Regions from separate parts of the Homo sapiens genome. Here region 1 is linked to region 2. Evidence: chromatin loops called from intact Hi-C (ENCODE). Cell type or tissue: PC-9. All regions are shown on one strand. Links, peaks and the distances in the headings refer to the core of each region. The heading gives the core; the rest is flanking DNA.

The links. A loop is a pair of places that touch in the nucleus more often than their neighbours do. Peaks named below come from ENCODE experiments on the same cell type or tissue, not always from the same donor. Only the 100,000 strongest peaks of a DNase experiment are listed, where the experiment ranks them.
Region 1: it touches region 2 in a loop (5-fold over the local background); 3 of 110 quality-filtered maps call a loop at or near these places.

Annotation. Positions count from the first base shown.
Region 1 is chr11:94,742,459-94,752,531 of GRCh38, forward strand. It overlaps a transcript of AMOTL1 not described here. Among named protein-coding and RNA genes, the nearest start is that of PIWIL4-AS1, 7.1 kb to the left of the region's middle. RefSeq lists a silencer at 8,385-8,679. In PC-9, for the core only: no CTCF peak of the experiment used is centred there; DNase peaks (open chromatin) are centred at 4,383, 4,883, 5,393 and 7,123; H3K4me3 peaks cover 3,004 bases; H3K27ac peaks cover 5,000 bases.
Region 2 is chr11:94,673,189-94,683,261 of GRCh38, forward strand. It overlaps PIWIL4-AS1 (PIWIL4 antisense RNA 1), which reads right to left. Exons shown (of 5, transcript NR_135093.1): 3 at 6,198-6,348; 4 at 2,448-2,594. Among named protein-coding and RNA genes, the nearest start is that of LINC02700, 40 kb to the left of the region's middle. In PC-9, for the core only: no CTCF peak of the experiment used is centred there; a DNase peak (open chromatin) is centred at 5,283; H3K4me3 peaks cover 415 bases; H3K27ac peaks cover 2,629 bases.

The DNA of each region.
Region 1 (10,073 bases), core at 2,380-7,379, 69 kb after region 2:
TTGCCTTCACAGAATGATTTGTGCTTCAGGAAGGCCCAGGTATTTGACCCTTTTTCATCTCCATATCTCCCTCTGGGACTTACAGACTGGACTGCCCCCATGAGGCACTGATAAATATGAGTATCCTTTCAAATTAGCAGTAGAAAATAAAAAACAATGTTTTTTTCTCTTCAGCTCCCCTATGGTAAAAGCCCAGTTTCTCATGAGGAGATTAGAGTGTGTGTCTTAGTCCATTTGTGTTGTTATATCAAAAACAGATTGGGTAGTTTGTAAACAGCAGAAATTTATTTCTCACAAGTTCTGGAGGCTGGGAATTCTAAGATCAAGAAACTGGCAGGTTCAGTGTCTGGTGAGGGCCTGCTTCCTGGTTCATAGATGTCTATCTTCTCACTGTGTCCTCAACATGGCAGAAAAGGGCCAGGGAGCTCTTGCGGTCTCTTTTCTAAGTGCCCTAATCCCTCTGGTGAGAGCTCCACCCTTATGACCTAATCACTTCCCAAAGGCCTCACCTCCAAATACCATCACATTGAGGATTAGGTTTCAATACATGAATTTTGAGGGGATATAAATATTCAGTCTATAGCAGCGTGATGGGAACCATGGGGTTCCCTTCTGGGATCTGGGCTTGCAGGGTGATAGAGAAAATAAAACAGAAGCCTGAGAGTTTGAGATCAAGGTTCTAGCTTTCACCCTGCTCCAGCTTCTTTAATAGACATGTTAACTAGCCTCAGTTTCCTTATCTGCAAAAAGCGGGGGTTGTGCCCGGGGATCCCTAAGGCGTCTTCCAGTTCTATTTTCACCTCTTAAAGTGCTGTGAGGGGCTGTAAGCCAAAGGAGGCCTATAGCCATTGGGTATTCATTGTTTATATTCATGTGCTGTGCTGTTTGGGTACTTGGTGTCCCCAAGGGTTATTCTCTCCATGACAGGGCAGCTCTCTGGATCAGACTGCCTTGTTTTCATGCTATTCAGGTCAAAGACGGAGCTGTCATTTCTCCCTTGGAAAGAGTCATGGTGGTTTTTTGGTGCTTTTCTTAGACACACAGCAGGAAAAATGCCTTTTACAGCAGTTGATGAGCTTGTCAAGCAGCCATTCTTTCGGGAGCACAGATGAGCACAGGTTCACTCCTGGCCGGAATATAAGAAGAAGCAGAGCAAAGTTAAAAGAAAATTATTTCTCTACTCACAATACTTCTTTTTTTTTTTTTTTTTTTTTTTTTGTGACGGTGTCTCGCTCTGTCGCCCAGATGGGAGTGCAATGGCATGATCTCGGCTTACTGCAACCTCTGTCTCCTGGGTTCAACCTATTCTCCTGCCTCAGCCTCCCAACTAGCTGGGATTACAGGTGCCCGCCACCATGCCCAGCTAATTTTTGGAAATTTAGTAGAGACAGGGTTTTGCCATGTTAGCCAGGCTGGTCTCGAACTCCTGACCTCTGGTGATCTGCCCTCTTCTGTCGGCCTCCCAAAGTGCTAGGATTACAGGCGTGAGCCACTGTGCCTGGCCTGTACTCACAATACTTCTGACACCCAATGTGTGGGTTTTCCACACCAAGTAATTCTTAAATATTTTGCAGCCACCAACCAGATGTCCTAGAATTTAATTAAATTTTACCACTACCCAGAGTTAGCACAGGCCCTATAGGTTAAGAGCTCAGTCCTGCAAGACTATCTACCACTTCAGATATCAACGGCAAGTGGTGGGTCCACATATTACCCACACTTATGTCTAACTTGGCTACAAATCAGGGCTTCCTACAACCTTCTTTTGGTTTCTATAATTTACTTTAATAGCTTAGAGAACTCAGGGAAGCACTATGCTTATGTTTACCAGGTTATTTTAAAGGATATAAATGAACAGCTGGATGAGGAGATGCAAAAGGTGAAGTCTGGAAGGGTCCAAAGCACAGGAGCTTCTGTCCTTTTAGAGTTGGGGTGCACCACCCTCCTGGCACATGGATAGGTTCACTAAGTCAGAAACTCTCCATACCTCCTCATTTAGGGTTTTTATGGATGTTCCATTAGGCATGATTGATTGAATCATTGGCCATGGGTGATTAACTCAATCCCCAGTCCCTTTCCCCTCCCCAGAGGTCAGGTATGTGTGTGGCAGGGTGGAGGGGTAGTAGGTGGGGAAGTGGGGAGAATAGGTCGGTGGGCTGGAAATTCCAACTTTTTTTTTCCTCAATGTAATTTTTGTTAATGTATATCTGTAAGCACTATTTATTTCTGCACCTACAATGGTTCCTGGATTCTAAACAGTCATGGAGTTTAAATTTGTAACATTGGTTTAATAACAACTTTTCAGAGAGCAAAAGATGAAATTTTTCACTCCATGAAATATCCCATATTCTATGAGTCAGCACATGTAAAGCACACATAACAGAACCTGGTACAAAGTAAGTGCAAGATGAATGTTAGCTATTATATCTATGATATTAAAATGTGAAAAGATGACACCTTAGCATTGAAGAAATATGGTTTTTTAAATTTTTAAATCAATATTATAAAGTTACTTTTAGTGTTGATTTGTTGAAATTTATTATCTTTATCCCAGGGAATGCCTTCCTTGGCTCTTGATCTTTATTTTCCTTGACCTGCTAACAAACTTTTTTTTTTATACTTTAAGTTCTAGGGTACATGTGCACAACATGCAGGTTTGTTACATAGGTATACATGTACCATGTTGGTTTGCTGCACCCATTAACTCGTCATTTACATTATGACACAATGCTATCCCTCCCCCATCCCCCATACATTATGACATTATGACATAATGCTATCCCTCCCCCATCCCCCCACCCCACGACAGGACCCAGTGTGTGATGTTCCCCACTCTGTGTCCAAGTGTTCTAATTGAATTCCAACCTTTTAATAATATGGTTGGTTCTTCCCACAACCAGCCCCCAACCTGAAGCTAAGGACTTTCAGCCACCAGTTATCTCATTAGCATAAACTCAGGTATGGTTAAAAGGTATTTATTATGAATAAAAAAAAGATGCTCCTATCACCTCTATCACTCAGGAAATTTCAAGGGTTTTAGGAGCTCTGTGCTGAGAACCAGGGATGAAAACCAAATATATGTATATTTTTTATTATGTTGTGTCATCACAGAAGTCCTAAAAATTTAGTTTGAATTCTCTTGCAGTTTCTTGTGACCTTGGGCAGGTGATTAAGCTGCTTTAAGCCTCAGTTATTTAATCAACTCAACTGGGACCTTGCGTGGATATGGTAAATGGTGTATGTAAAGTCCATGTATTGAATGTGCTTGGAATTCAGGAAGTGCTTTTATTTTATTGTTTTATTATTATTATTCATTTAAAACATACTTATTTCCCAAGATTGAAGGATAAAATAGCTTTTACCAGTTATCCCACCTACTAATCAAGCGGTTTTTATTTCTGGAAGCTTCTCTACAACTTACCTAGTCTCCAAAAGGAGGTAGTCAGGAATGGTGATTAGGTCAGTGGAATTATTTAGTGATTCGTCCCTGGAGCCACATGTGGAATGGTTTTCCATCTGAGGTTTTGGTGATAGTTCCACTACTTTTTTGCCTCATGATTGATAGTCCATTCCACCTTTGAATTTTTATATCAGTCTGCAAATGAATAACTATTGGCTCCTTGGGGGATTGATTCTCAGTGTTGCAGCAAGATCATATAATAAAATTAAGTCACCAAAAAGGGGATTTTTTAAAAGGCAGTAGAGAAAGGGGTGTGTCTCTGGATGAATGCTGTATTGAAGTGTCATGATGGAGTGTCAAGAAATATGCTTTCTTTCTTGAGATGGTGGTACCATTTTCTGAGGAGGCAAAGCCCACACCTTTCCATAGCCTTTCGGTAGTTCCATGCATAGCTAGAAGTTACGGTCATCTGAGAGGGTTAGAAAGGATGTGTGGAGAGTTGGATGAACCCAGATGTGACCATGTCTGCCCTGTGAATAACCTTGACTGACTCTCCTCTACCTGGAGGATAGATATTTGGTTTGACATAGGAGGAACGCCATAACCTGCATCACTCATACCCACTATGACATTCTAGTTGTATGGAACTATGGGGCAATCCTCTACATTCAGCTTGGTTTCCTCCACCTGGATGCCCCTCTTCCCCCTTCTCCCTTTCTCCCCTGGCTTGCTCCTATCTAGCCTTCAACCCTAATCCCATGTGTCATGTCCTCCTGGTGGTTTTCCATTTTGGCTGCACATTAGAATCAGGAGGAGCTTTTATAAGTCCTGAGACCAGTTCCCAATCCTGAATGATTACATCCACATCTCTGGCATGTGGACCCAAGCATCAATGTTATTGTGTTTTTTTGTTTGTTTGCTTGGGTTTAATCACATCTCAAGTGATTTCAATGTGCAGCTAAGATTGTGAACAACTGCGCTACACTGTGGCCACCTTATTCTTCTTTGTAAATCTAGCAGCCAGCACAGTGCCCAGCACAAGTTAATCTTCAGTAAATATTTGTTGAATGACGGAGTGAGGGTGTGACCCGTGAGACACTTTATCTTTTCAGTTGTATATCTCTAAGACTGGCCTTTCTGCTTGTTGTAACAGTGCCTTGAGGACTGGATCCTTTCTTCTGTGACCTCTATCTCCTATGTTTATTCCTGGGGCTTATCCAGCTTATTTTTTATCTTTCTTAAAACTTGAAGTTTTGAAAGTCCAATTTTTAAACTTTAGTTTTTTAGTATAAAAGCAGTATGTGCTTATTTTAGAAAATCTGGACTTTAGAAAGAATAGGTGGGGGAGCTCACTCTCACCACCCACAAGCAAACTGGTTCCTTGTTTTCTTAACCTTTCATAATTTGTTGCCCTTTGGGGTTGCTTGACCCTCTGGCATGCCTCAAGGAGCTCAGTTGGTGCTGTCTCTGCTCAGACCTGGTGAACTGGCCTATGAGTGCCAGGAGAGGAGTGTGTCATGAGAATAGCATTCTTGGGAGCCACCAGGGCTAACTCCCCTGAGGGCCAATATGCAAGGAGAAAGTGTTTTCTTGTGCTATTCTGGCCTTCCTCATTCAGGCAGGATGTATGCTGGGTCTTATTAGGACAAATTATGACATTTGTATAACTTCTTTAAAATAATAACTTAAATATTTCCCAGTCTCCTCCTACCCCCTTGTCCTCCAAAAATATGGGATGAGATTGCAGCTCTGGATCACAGTGTTTATGCCTTAGTCAGGATAGGCTAAACCCCAGTGTCAGTGGCTTAACACAAGGAAGACTGCGTTTCGTGCTTGTGCAATGGTCAAATGTAGAGTTGTCAGAGGGCTGTGCTTCATGTGTCATTAAGGACCCTGGCTTCTTCCGTTTCCTGGCTTTACCATCTTCTAGGGGCTCAGATTCTTTCAGTGATGTTTGCATCCATTTGTCAGGTAAGTGAATCAGGTGAGCAAGAATGTTCACCCTTGATTGCCTCAGCCTGGAGGCAAAATACTCACTTCTCCTCATTTTCCAAGGGTAAGAACTAGTCTTACAGCCTCACCCAGATGGAATGGGGTGGGGTGGAAAAATGTAGTCTAGTTATATGCCAGGAAAAAGAGGAGAAGACACACATTGGTGATCACTAGCTGACTATACCAGTCGTATTTCTCTTATTGCTCAAACCATTATGACTGAGCCTCATTTGGGCCATGTGGGTGCTTGGTCTTGGTATTATTTAGGATATAGGTTGGGCTGCTATAACAAAGGCCAAAATGACAGTTACTTAAACAATATGTAAGTTTATTTCTTTTTAACTTAGAGCATGAACAGTCCAGTGCTGATCTGGTGGCTTCAGGGTGCACTATATCCTCAAAAGTAATTTCCATGCAGTGGTTCAAGGTGACTGTTTCAGCTTCTACTATCACATCCGCATTCTAGTCCATAGACGAGGGAGAAGGAAAGTGGTGGGCACAACCTGAAAGCTGCACACATCTAATGGTGTTCACTTATATTCCATTGGCCTGAACTTTAGTCACGTGGCTACCCGCAGTTCCAGGAAGACTGGGAAAACTGGGTGGGGATAGGATGGAGTCTATTATCAGAGAATAGCTGGGTAGGGTACAGGGAGAAAGAGATGCTGGATGACTAGCAATCTTCCTAACAAGTTATAGGAAGCACATCTTAGTGGTTAAGAGCATGGGTATCAAGCCATACTGAGTGATGAATTTTAGCTCCACCTCTTACTTGCTTTATGACCATAGACAAGTTACTTAATCTGTATCTTCTTTTCCTAAACTTTAAAATCATGTACTATTTTCTGATGCTTTTCCAGACCCACTTACCATCCTTTATCACTCTTCTCTGTGCTCTGAAACACTTACCTTTTGGAATGCATCACCTGGATTCCTGTTGTATTTGACCAATAAGAAGCACTGGCAGGATACAGGAGGGTGGTAAGAAAGAGAACTCAGTGTACCTACTTCCTTCCCATCAAGCTGTGGGACAATATGGCTGTGTGATTCTGCTGCACATAACTATAGAATGGCCTTCTCTTATAGCATCTTGTCTTGCTGGATTCTGATAACTTCCTCTTCCAGCTTATGGGTTGCATTAGGGTTCTCCAGAGAGACAGAACAAATAGGATATATATAGGTATAGTTGGATGAGAGGGAATTTATTAGGGGAATCTGCTCTTGTGATTATGGAGGGTGAGAAGTCCCGTGACAGGCTGTCTGCAAGCTGGGGAACCATGGAAGCCATGGTGAGCCTCAGTCCAAGTCTGAAATCCTCAGAACCATGGAACATGATGATGTAACTCTCAGCCCAAGGCCAAAGGCCTGAGAACCTGGGTAACCACTGGTGCGAGTACTGGAGTTCAAAACCCAAACAACCTGGAGTTCTGATGTCCAAGGGCAGAAGAAGAGCGTCCCAGCTCTTGAAGAGACAGCAAGGATTTGCCTTTCCTCAGCCCTTTTGGTTCCATCCAGGCCCCCGGCCAATTGGATGGTGCCTATCCACATTGAAGGCAGATCTTCCCCACTCAGTCTACCTACTCAAATGCCAGCCTCTTCTGGAAACACCCTCACAGACACACCCAGAAATAATGCATTGTCATCTCTCTAGGTATCCCTGAATTCAGTCATGTCGACACCTAAAACTAACCATCACAGGGATGGTAGCAGCTCCTCATAGTGACTAGCCCCAGGGTGCTTCATCATCATTTGCTGTTTTCCTTTAACCCTTTTGTAAATAGTTGCTTCATTAGACTGTCTTCAGTCACTCCTTTTGCACATACCATCTATTTCCTGATAGGACGCTGACTGATACAATGGGGATAATAATAGTACTGACCGCAGCCCATGGTGGTGAGGATTAAATGCATTATGTGAGAAATGCCTGATTGTAGTAACCACCATTAAATGTCTTTCTGTCTGATACCTCCAAGTATGGTCAAAGCTTTCTGAAAGATTTGGCATATAAGTTAAATAATACTGTCACTTATCTCCTCTTCCCTATCCTGTTTCAGAAGGATGGGTTGAGATTCAAGACTTTTGAACAAATCTGTTCTAAGACAAATGTAAAGTTTCCTCCCTCTCATTTTTATGGGGATGAAAAAGGAGACAGGAACCAGGCTAGATTCACCTACTGTGTCAGGCACTTTGTACTTTATACATATAACCATTGTACTCAGCTTATGGCTTGGGTCATGTTACCCACAGTGGTACCCCCAAATATAACAATTTCCAAGCATTTGCCTGCCCATCTTACTAAGAAATGGAGTCTTTTTAAAGGCCACCCTGCAGTTTTATGGTCCAGGAATCCTTAGGTGGTGCTTATTTGCATGCACAGAGTCAGTTCTGGCTGCTCTAGTGTCTTGTCAGGGGAGCTGGGATTCAGAAACACCATATTGAGACCCGTGAACACCGTGATAATTGCTCCATGCCCTCTCTTCTCCACTTGACACTGGCTGTTGCTGCTGCTGCCCCTACTCACACCAGAACTTGGAGGCTTGGCCTTTGCTTACTTGAGAGCCTGACTGGTTTCCCAGGGTCCTACTCTCTCCTGGCTGCAGGGATGAGAATGCTACTCTCCTGTGCACTCTCTGAGTGGGCCCAGGTCCTCCTGATTGCGACACAAGCCTACACCTGTCCTAGGTTTTGGGATTGGGTGGGCTACGTGTGCGTAGCCTTGAGCTGGCCTCCAACTGACAGGGGCGTCCCTATCCCCTGCCTTGCTCCCGTGATGTACCCTAGATCTCTCCACCCTTTAGAAGCCTATGTATCCTGCCATCCTCCTCCTCAAGCCCTGAACACAGCTTCTGAGAGCTAACTTTTTCTCAGGATGATTGACAGTGGAAAATTCAATTCCCTTCACAGGAAACCTCACCCTACCACGGGGGTGTGGTTTGGCCTCCTATTCCAACAAAACAATCACAAAATAGTTCAGCGTTGTTACACTTCCCCAAATCTGAGTAACTCAGTCTTTTCCATGATTAATCTTGTTGGGCACATTAGTTTATTTCATTCTCAGAACAACTTAGTGAAGCAGATGAAATTATTTTCATTTTCTAAAGGAGGAAACAGAGGCTCAGAGAGGTTAAAGGATCTGCCCAGAGTCGTTTGGCTAGAGGCAAAGATTAGATTCAACATCTAATCTCTGGCTCCAGAGCCAGTTTCGGTTTTCTAGGAAGGAGAATGTACAAGTTGGTCTCCTCCTAGGGAGACTGTATTGGGAATTGAATAAATATGTTAAAGTATCCAGCACAGGGACAGGCAGTACAATACATGGATATTCAGTACGTATTTCTTGAACAAAAGATGACTGGTAGGCACTCAAAACTATATATATATATTTTTTTTATTTTTTAGACCACCAAATAATGATCAATATTATCTGAATATTGATCTGAAACAACAACCATAAAAACTCCTCTTTGCTTCCTTCATTTATTTCCTGCCCTTTCTGCCCTTTCCATCCATTCATTCCTATGTATTGCAGCAGAGTCCCTGGGACACGAAATCTCCCCTGGTTTCCCAATAGTGCTGATACTATTTCTAAAAGAAACGAAACCTTTGCAGCAGCACAATTTGGGGCGAGGCGGTAGAAGCCTAAGGAGAATACAAAAGGACGATTCAGGGCAGGTGGACTCAAACTTGAATGTAAAATTGATCACCACTCCCCTAATATTGGTTTGCAAAGTGATATTACACATTGCTCAGGAAGTGAGTTTTATTTCAGGGTATTCTAGTTGGGAGAGAGAATGGAGTAGGAAGGGGGAAAATGACAATAAATTCTGAAGATAAATGGTTATCTGCTTTGGCTAAAAAAAAAAAAAAGATCAAGGAAAGAGATCTGGAGTAATGGGATAAAACATATATATGCTCACATGCATTCACACAGCACACACACACACACACACACACGTGCACACACGCACACACACACATAGGAAAATGGGAAGGGCATTTTCCCTGCCAAAAAGATGTTTCTACTAGAAATAAATGGAAGAGTGGCCATTCATTCCTGAAAATTAAACACAAGCGTGACTCCCCAGAAACGATATTTCATCAGTTGTTAAGCACTAAGGGAGTCTAAAGAGTGTATAAATTACTAGTGTGATTTGTTCAAGGATACTATGATTATGGTTTCTGGGGCACATTCTTGCCGGATGATCATTGTGGAATTTATCCTGTTTGTTTTTTATTACTCTCACACTCCTCAAATCAGTTTTGCCCAGTGTGGACACATTAAATTAATTTGATATTCATGGTTTGCTCTCTCTCTCCTGCTCACCCCCTCTCCTTTCCAGTTTCTCTCCTTTTCTCACTCTCTTCTTTCCCTCCTCCATTTCTGTCTCTGTTTTCCTAAGTCAGTTGCACCCTCCTCAGCCCCCACTCACCTCCTCTTGCTCCCTCCTCCTTTTTCCATCTTATATTGGAATATGGACAGAAAAGGCAGTGCTTGCCTTCCTAGGGCTCTCTGCCAGAAAATGGAATAGGTCAGATTATAAAAGGGGATAAAAAAAGAATGTTCCTTGGCAAAATGGGGAAAACATGTTCAGGGATGGTTTGCTGTCTCTTGCTGCCTGCTGCCTGCGGAAATACACTCCTTACAGGACCCCTGCTTATGAACATTTATCCCCATGGCACATAT
Region 2 (10,073 bases), core at 2,531-7,530:
TAAGGGGAGGGTCCTGACTTCAAGCTGCTCACAGTGGAATGAAGATAGCAAGGGAAGATCTTAAAGGGTTTTTCTAAAGAACAGAGAGAGAGTAATAATCAGAGGAGAAGTATATTGGGAAAATAGATATAGGTATACAGAATAGACAGGTAAATAATATGGCAGATACTGTGGCCAAAGATATGGCCAGCTGAAGTCTGATGTCTCATCAAAGCCTTTGGGCATTGGTTGGGATCATCTCCCATTCCCGGGGTAGCTAGGACAGTACCCCATTTTATATGGCAGAAAACAGAGGCCCAGAAAGGTTAACGGATTTTCCCTGGGCCAAAGGAGATTTGGCACTGAGGCCAGGATAGCCTTCTGACTGCCAGCCAGTGCTCTTTCTCTTTCCTCATTATGGCACTACTTCAGAATATGTGACTCCAGGCCAAGGTGAAGGAAGACACATATAGCAAGAATCTCTCCAGTAGTTTTCTTTAATCCTCCTTGGCAGTGTGAGTCTATATTGCTTTTTCTAAGACTTAGCTTTTAAAAGGCTGAAGATTCTGATTACTTTCCAGCTGAGGGTCTGCAGGTGTGAGAAACCCTGGCTGAGCCCCTGTCCAGGTAGGAACCCCTCCAGGACATTGATGGGCAGCATGGCTTCATTCCAGGAGGCCAGCTGTTAGAGCCATTGACCATCTGCAGCTCACTCAAGTTTTGTAGAATGTGCCCACTGTCAGAGGGCCATGGGAATCACAGGCACAGGCCCCTTGAGTTTTCCCCACTAGCTTGCTGCTTAGAGAAACGGCCAGATCATAACTGAAGATTTATGATTCTTTTGGTTGGAAGGCTCCCATCTCTCTCGGCCCATGTGACCTTCCCTGTAGTTGTCTCCATTTGCTTTTGGCTTCTTTGCATGGAAAAAAAAAAGGCTGTGCTCAGGAAGCTGTACTCCAAGGGAATAGATAGGACAGCTCAGAACAGCATCATGGCCCCACCTACCAGGATAAGAGCAGCATACCCCAGAATGGCATTCGTGGAACGGTAAGCCTATTTTGAGTAGATGCCTGCTGTCTCTGTGAATGCATGAGACAGTCTCCTTGCATGGGACCAATGCCAAGTCCTTTCAGGTAGTGAAATATCAAGCACAGGCTGTGCTGGAGGAAGCTCCCCTGGGAGGGCAGGTGGAGGCGACTCCAGAGTGGGTGGCTAGAAAGGAAAAGTCATCCTGTCTCTATTTAAGACATGACAGCAATATGAGACGGAGGAACATGAGAAATACCATGGGAGGTCACATGCATGACACACTTATGCCCCACACTCTGACATTTGTTGCTAGGGCCATGCTGGCCATGAAGTCATTACTCAAGTCAGTCTCATTTTCTTCCTAAGCCATTGATGAAGGAGAAGAATAAAGGGCTGGGAGAGCACTCCTGGCTTTAAATCTCAGCCTCCCTGCTCACCAGTGGGGTGATGTGAACCTTAACCTCTCTGAGTTTCAATATCCAACCTGTAAAGTGAGGATTATGATACCTGCCCTGACAACTTCAGAGGATTTTTTTTGAGGGGCAAAAGAGCTTGAACTTGTGTGAAAAGCACTTGGTTAACTATAAAGCAGTGATGTAGTCTCCAGATCTGCTGCCTGTTCACAAACAATGTTTCCAATTCACAGAAGGGCCTGGGCCAGAATGCAAATCAATAGTCACAAACATACTTTAGTTCAGGTGACAGTATTTTTATAGTAAGACTTTCTCATTTAAGGATGTAATGCTGGGGCAAATTCCTCATCTCATTGTGGATCTGGACTTTGAATAGCACTGCTGTAAACACAATACACATAGACATCTCTTGCCTTAAATTCCCTTATCCCAGGTCCCCTGCTCTCCCCTAACCCTGTCATCCTATCCAACTGTTGAACTCTTACTCATTTTTTAAGATACAGCTCAAGCATCTCCCAAGCAAGATCCCTGTAGCAGAACCAATTCCCTCCCCCTTGGGCCTCCACTGTGTGGCAATTATGAACGCAATATCTGTCCCCCAATTAGGCTGTAATGTTCTTGATGTCATCTATGTGTTCAGAGACTGGCACAGAGGAGCTTCTCAATGCGTACTTGTCTAGTGAATGAAAGTTAAATTATAGAAAGTGTTGTGTTCGCTCTGCCTATTTCTCAGGTGGGTGCCACCTGTTCAGGGAGCCTGAACAGCTGCCAGGTGTGGTGATTAAGATACAATCCTGCCTGAAGGCTGAGAAAGGAGCCAATAACCCTTTGAAATTTAAAGACTTTATGGAACTTGATTCATTCACCACACAATTATTAGTCACAAACACATGGCAGGCTTGCCATAAGGCACTGGGGATACAACTATGAATTAAATACAGTATCTGCTCTTCAGAAAATGCAATACCCAGCCTACCTGTGTAGGCATATGCTCATAGAAGGTGGAGTAAGGCCTGTTTCTGGTACCTGGAAGTCCAGCATCACGTGTCCACCCCTTGATGTTGGGTTAGGCAAGCTCTTTGTAGGCTGAGGCATTCATAATATGGAGTGGGTCAAAGTCTTGATTTCTGAAGAATCCCTCAGAGCCTCACTTGCAGGTGGGAAAAAGGATTGCTATTTAGATGACAGGAGAGAGAGGTTAGGATCAAGGAAGGGCAATCAAAAGACAGGGGTCCAGCAAGGGAGGGCTCAGCCTAGTTCTCAGGCCACAGTACCTTTCCCTCAATCTTCCTGGTTACCCCTTGTCCTATCTCTAGATGCAGCTCTTGCATTTGGTCCCTCCTTCCTTTGGACTGCCTCCATTTGTTTAGTTTACATCATTCTGGCACTTACTCAGCTCCTTTATAACTATTGGTTTGTAGGCCTGCTTCTCCTCCTTAGCTGTGCACTCCAGATGGCACAGACCATATTTCCTTCCTTTTATCTTTGGCCCCAAATGTGTATTTCTTGAATAAATGAATAATTATCTCCATTTATACAAATGAAGACCTAGGCTCAGAAATACTGTGCCCTCCTGACATTACAGGCTGGGTCAAGATGTGAGCTGGATCTTCTGACTCCTCTCTGGGGCTCTTTCCCTGAGGCCCAGCCACACCTGCAGGATGGCCCCATGACCATCATTGGAACACTACTACTCTACATCATCTTTCCTATCCTGAGAAGTAGAAACTGAGGCCTAAAAGCAGCTTATGGTCTAAAAGTTTGAAAATAATGGCAAAGTGAGGGCCTGAATTAAGTTTTCTAGTCTCTTAAGTCAGCAAATCTGGAAGTCATTCTTGACATCTCCTTCACAAATCATCTCCCATTCAAATTGTTGCAGAACCCAGCTAGGGTCCACTTGCCCAGTGCAGTAAGGCTAAACATCCATACAGAAGTTTGCAGCAGGAGAAAGGAAGGCATTTATTTTCAGGGCACCAAGCAAGGAGAACTGGGCAGCTCATGCTTAAGACTCATCCTCCCTGATGGCTTGCAAGTAAGGGCTTTTAAAGGTGGGGAGGAAGAGATTACAGGCAGTCATATATCAATACACAGAGGCTATCCATTGGTTTAACCTAAAAAGGTGGAACATCTCAAAGCAGGGGCTTATAGGTCATAGGTAGATTCAAAGATTTTCTAATTTGCAATTGGCTTAGGAGACAAAGCTTTGTCTAAAAATGTGAGGTCAGAAAAGAACGTTGGTTCTTGCTCAGGGGCATAGCCTTACCTCCAGGTCCCTCAGGAAGAAATTTAGAGCAAAGAACAGAGGTCAGAGTTCAGTTCTCAGCCCTCCCTTATCTGAGGCCTATGTGGCAGTGGGTCTATTTGATGGGGGCCTGGGGTTCTGCAAAACAGCTCACGGACATAAGTTGAGTCATCTTTAGTTTGTAGAGGGAACATCTCGTGACTCTAACTTCCTTGGCTCGTGTTTTAAGCTATTATTACCTTCTAGCTTATCAAGTTGCTCATTTACTTCTCAGGACTACCTGGGTACCTGGAATTTCCCCTGAATGAACCCAAGATTTTCCTTTATTTCCATGCTTAGAGCTGGGGACAGCAGGCCTTTAAGAGGAGTCCCTACTCTGTCTCAAAATTATTACTAAATCCAGTGGATTCTGCCTCTTTCATGTCTCTCATTTCTCTGTCTCCACTGTCACTGAATGAGGCCTTCAGCAGCCTCCTTCAGCCTTCTCCTGCCCCTTTTACCCCATCATTATCCTCCATAGTGCAGCTAGAGTGGCCTTTCTAAAAGGAAAACCCAGGCATGCCCTTTCTCTTTTTGTCTGACTTCTCACTTCTCCAGCCTTCTTTTCAGCATTCAACCCCTAACTTAGGGGGTTTCCCCAGACTGCCTCCCCCTTGCCAGCTCCAGCCTTTAAAACCCTCTCACCCTGCTCTGGAGTCCCCAGTGTCAGTCCCAAGGCCTTGAAACCACATTTTCCTCTGACCCGTCCCTTTGGGTTAATAAACTGGTTGCTCATCTGCCTGGCTTTGATTATTATCTCAGACTCACCCTGATGCCTCTGACAATCTCTGTGGGTTGGTCCAACAGCAGCCTCATCCCTACCTTATCCTTACCTCACTCTCTGAGCGACTCTAGCCCGAGTTATCAGTCTGGGTCTGATCATTTTAGCTCTCACTTGTCTGGAAGGGCTCCCAGAATGAAGGAATAAATGGCTCTCTCCACTTTCTCTCCTACTTCTTACTCAGGCCCCAGGATCCTCATCCTAGGCTGTGGTTCTTAGACAGTCCTCCTGAAGCTCCCTCACTCTATACCTATCCTCTCTGAAGTGACCCATTCTCCAAAGTAATATCACCCTTCCTTTCTCTATCCCCAGACCAAAACTTCCCTCTCCAACAGGGTGGCTGATACAGAGAAAGAGGGCAGGCATGGGCCTCAGGAGGCATGGGGTGTAGTCCCAGGTCCTGTCCCTTAGTTCCTGTATTCCTGTGTAGCTCCTGTCAGTGAAAGGTTTCTCCTCCTAGAACTGAGGTGAAGCTCAGCAAGACCATAAATGTGACAGCTCTTTGTATAAAAAGCTCATGGCTGAGAGCAAAGCTGAAACAGTGGGAGATGGATTTGCAAGCAAGGCTTTCCTCTATCGTGATGCCCTGGGCCTGCCAGTCTTCCTGAATTGAGGAACACCAATCCACTGCTTCATTTCTGTCTTTCCAACGGCTATGCCAAAACCAGGGCTGGTGTTGCAGCCCTCCTGTTAAGAACTACTGATAGAGAAAGTCCCAGCCACAAGGCTGTCCTAGGCTTACAACAAGGCACTTAGCGTTGTTTTATCTTATGTGATCTTGGCAACATTTTTATGAGTCAGGCAGGGAAGGTATTAATATCTCCATTCTATAGCCAAGGAAACCAAACTAAAAAATGTGGAAATACTTGTTTACAATCACAGAACTAAATTCAATGCCAGGTTTCTTAAACCTAAAGCTATATTGCTGCTCCTTGTAGACCAAAGTAATATAATTGACGAGGGGGCCTCACTCCTTCAGTTTTTCCTTTCCTTCCTGCCTTCTTTCCATTTAGTGGAATACTGGGAATAAAAAGAGACAGGCTCAGGGGCATGGGACTTAATCCAAGGTAATGAAAGCTAGCTTTAATAGAGATTCAGATCCCACAAAGAGCTTTGGGGCCCAGGGTAGGGAGCTGGGAGATAGGAACATGCATCTTTCAAAAGGACATATAAGCTCTATACAAACAAATGTGCATAAGGAGGAGAGCAATCATTACCTGGGAAGAATGTGCTTCAAGTTGCCCACTTCCATTAGGCTCTATTCTAACTCCATGTGAAAAGCTCCTAAGGGTGACAGCGACAGGGAGGTACCCATTTTCAGTCCCCTCCTTGGAGGCTGTATTGAAGAGTGGCCTTTCAGCATGGTACTGAAGGATGACTAACACCCCTCTTTTAGGCTAACTTGGAGGAATCTAGACCTGTCCCAATAGCTATGATTTAACATCCTTGGCCCTCTGTCATGCAGAAAAGAATGGGGTAGGCATGTGCAGACAGATTCAGGCAGCCCCCAGGTAGCTCTTAACATGAGCCCTAGGCACCAAAAGAAAGGAAAAGGCTCAGAATTTCTCCCTTTCCAATGAATCCCCCATAGTCTGGGCCTCTCAGCCCAGCTCCCTCCCAAACACTCAGCTCCCCACTCCTCTCTGAGAATCACCCCACCCACTGGCCCCCTGGGCTTGGAGCCCCATAGCCTGACTGAGTCAGCATGTCCTACCTTCATTCATGCTTGGTTCTGAAGGGGTCCAGTGATATCAGTAGTAACCCTGAGGCAGCCACTAGCCAGCTTCACTTCATAGCTTTATCTTCAGTTTCCTCTGCCGTAAAACAAGGGAAATGACTATACCTCCCCTGCTCTTCTCACGGGCCTGTTGTGAAGATTAAATGAGATAATTCAGGTGAAAGTGTTTTGCAAATTCTGAACTATAATTATGCTCACAATTATTAATATAGTAGTATGTCCACTGCCTTATTTGGGCCTTGAGAGCCAGGGAATGAATCCAGGTGGAGTCTGCAGACCATTTGCAGGAAGTAACCCACAAGGGTCACGGGGATGTGCTGATGAAAACGCACTGACTGACATTTTAGGGATAGAGAGTGAAGGGTGCTGCTTTACTCTCAGAGAGCTATGCAAGGTAGCATTTCCATGTCTTCTCTTTAGAGGAAGAAAGATGTAATGGAAGCTCCACTGTAATTAGTTCCCTGACCACTTCTGACAATAGCCAAACAGAAAATTCAAATCAGAACTCTCCCACCCTGGATGGTGCAGTTTGCTTTTCCAGAAACACCTGAAATCCCAGAAGGCACCAATTGTTTCTTCAATGCAAGTTTGGCTGCTCAGCAGAAGCACTAAACAGCTGGGAAGAGCCCGTGTTTCTCAGCCTCCCAGAATGGGGCCAGTAAGGAAGAGGAGGCTAAGAAAATGGCCATGCCCCTGGAGTTTCATTCACAGAGCTGGGCTGATCTTAACCGCTAGAACAGATTCTGTCCATACAGAATCTAGGGCTGTCAGTGTAAACGGACCTAGAAATATCCATTAGTTCCACAGCTTATGGGGCCATCTTTATGAGCCACACCAATTGGGTAGATTTAAGAACTGATTCAAAGGAGACTTAAGTTCAAATCCAAGCACTGTCTCCTAGAAAAGCCTAATAATAAGATTCCAGGATCTAAGGTAAGATACACTGAACTCAAATTCTAACTCACCCATTTGCAAGTTATGGTATTTAGTGTAGTTTTAGATAAGAAGCCAAGTGGTAAAAAGTAACAGTATTCACGTCTTTGTCGTGTTGTAAAGAATGAATGAGATAATAAATGCCTGACATGTAGAAAGTATTCAGTAAATTCTTGCGGTTCTGAATTGCTTCACCTAAGAAGCTTACACCTTGGAAGGTAGATAGACAAGGCAAAAGACTATAATTATTTGTCATAAGAAAATTAGTTCAATTGCCCAAGCTAGAAGCCCAGGAGTCATACTTAACTCCTCTCTGTCTCACATTCATCAAGGCCAGTAAGACAGGTCTAACGCCCAAATATCTCTCATATCTGTCCCCTTTTCAAGTTCTCTTCACTAATCAAGCCATTATAATATGCAATATATATTGCAATACTAGCCTCTTTATTCAACGAAGACATGCATGCCTGACAATTAGAGTTCATCATGTGAGATAACCAGTGTTTCCAGAAGGAACCAAACAATGAGGTTCTGAGCACCATTGCCCTTGGTAAATGTATCATTTCAAATAGATGGTTAAAGCTACCGGGCATGGCTTGGAGATCCCCTTAACTTGTGATACAAGAAACCCTTCATGATCTGGCCCCTGTCACTCTCTGTGGTAATTTGCACATTTATCAAACAGAAGTATTTGCTGTTTTTTAGACAATCCATGCTCTCTCTTTCTCTCTTTGCATATGCTATTTCCTCTGCCTGATACCTTTCATCTTTTCATCTGGGAAAACACTAATAGCCCTTTGGGCTCAGCTGAAGTGTCCCTTCCTCTGGGAAGCCCACTTTGGCTTCACCTACCCCCACATCAAGAATAGATTAGGTGTGCCTCTACTAACCTCCTGGGACATCCTTTTAATTCTTTCATAGCACTTGTCACACTCAGTGCCATCAGCTCTCTACTTGTCAGTCTCTCTCACTGTAGATGATGAGTGTTTTGAGGACAAAGACATCTTAACAACCCTTTGTGTACCTGCACTCAGAGCCATGCCAAACACATGAACAAGTGATGTCAACATGTCTCATTAAATGACTGAACTTTGTGGGGAGCATATCAGGTCTTCTAGAGTTCCTGCAAAGGGCTGTCTTTGTGAACTGTGTTAGAGCCTCTGCCGATTTTTTTTTTTTTTTTTTTTTTTTTTTTTTTGAGATAGAGTCTCGCCCTGTCACCCAGGCTGGAGTGCAGTGGTGCGATCTTGGCTCACTGCAACTTCTGCCTCCCGGGTTGAAGCGATTCTCCTGCCTCAGCCTCCGGAGTTGCTGGGATTACAGGTGCACGCTGCCATGCCTGGTTAATTTTTTTTATCTTTAATAGAGACGGGGTTTCACCATGTTGGCCAGGCTGGTCTTGAACTCCTGACCTCATGATCCACCCACCTCGGCTTCCCAAAGTGCTGCAATTACAGGCATGAGCCACTGCGCCTGGCCACCTTTGCTGATTTTTATAACCAGGGTTCAGTGGGCAACAGCAACCAAGTGTCAGTTTACAGCCAAATCAGGGATTGGACTGACTCAAGGCTGCAGTTCAGTATTTGTAAAACTAGGTCTATTTCTGATTTGTCCCTATGATTGGGAATAGCTCTTGATTTGGCAAGTGAAAGCCTAGGTGTTTTCTAGATTACCTCCTGCTCAGCATGGTGAGATTGTGGAAGCTCTGCTTAAGCCAGCTTCTTATCAAATGCTTTCTGCTTGGTTTAGCAGCCTGACTACGTGCTACTTATGCATAGATAAATGTTTTGAGAAGAAAAATATCTCCTATTATTATACTCACTTCTTTGTGCTGCCTTCTCTCTTAATCCCTCTCTCCTTTGGTAACCCTAAGCTCCAATTATGCCCAAACCTCTGCTTAGCCACCACTTTCTGCTTGGCATTTTAATGTCTCATCCTAAACTGATTATAAGCCAGCAAATTCCTTGAGAAGGAAAGGAGCATAGAATGTCAGGCTAGGCTCACCTCAGTGAGTTTCCTTTTCTCTCAGACACCTTACTTGGCCCCTCAAGTCCTGGCTTCCATTGGTAACACTCTAATGCTTTCAACCATTCTTAAAATTAAGCTTTTCTGTTGTTTGTTTGTTAGTAGGAGGTTTGGTCTGTTGTAAATTAGTCTGATGCAACTGACACAGCTGAAAGTAAAGTCAGTTGTTTCTCTTAAAAAATCCACATAATGGCCAGGCGCGGTGGCTCACGCCTGTAATCCCAGCACTTTGGGAGGCCGAGGCAGGTGGATCACAAGGTCAGGAGATCAAGACCATCCTGGCTAACATGGTGAAACCCTGTCTCTACTAAAAACACAAAAAATTAGCTGGGCGTGGTGGCCGGTGCCTGTAGTCCCAGCGACTCGGGAGGCTGAAGCAGGAGAATGGCGTGAACCCAGGAGGCGGAGCTTGCAGTGAGCCAAGATCGCGCCACTGCACTCCAGCCTGGGTGACAGAGCAAGACTCCATCTCAAAAAAAAAAAAAAAATTTCCACATAAAGGTTTTTACCTAAAGAGAAATTCTAGTTAGGTCTTAAGATGATAAAAATGCCGCTGAATCACATAGTAAAGGTTCAGTATGAAGCAAATTCAGTCATATACACTTAGGGTTAGAGAGGGAGAACAACCATTTAAATATTATGGGAAAATCTTCTAACCACTCTATTTAATGAAGATATGCTTCTGATTATCAGATAGGAGACATAAATCTTTTGTTCCCTCAGTCAGTTTCAGTGCAAACTACTTGCCATGCTGAATGTGATTCTAGAATAAAAAAAGACAGAACAATGTTTACACAACATGACCCCTACAAGCCAGTTGTTTCATCTTGTGTTTTACTTCTGTACAGTTTGTAACTGTTGGCTTGGACTTAATGAAAATGGTATTTCAATTTC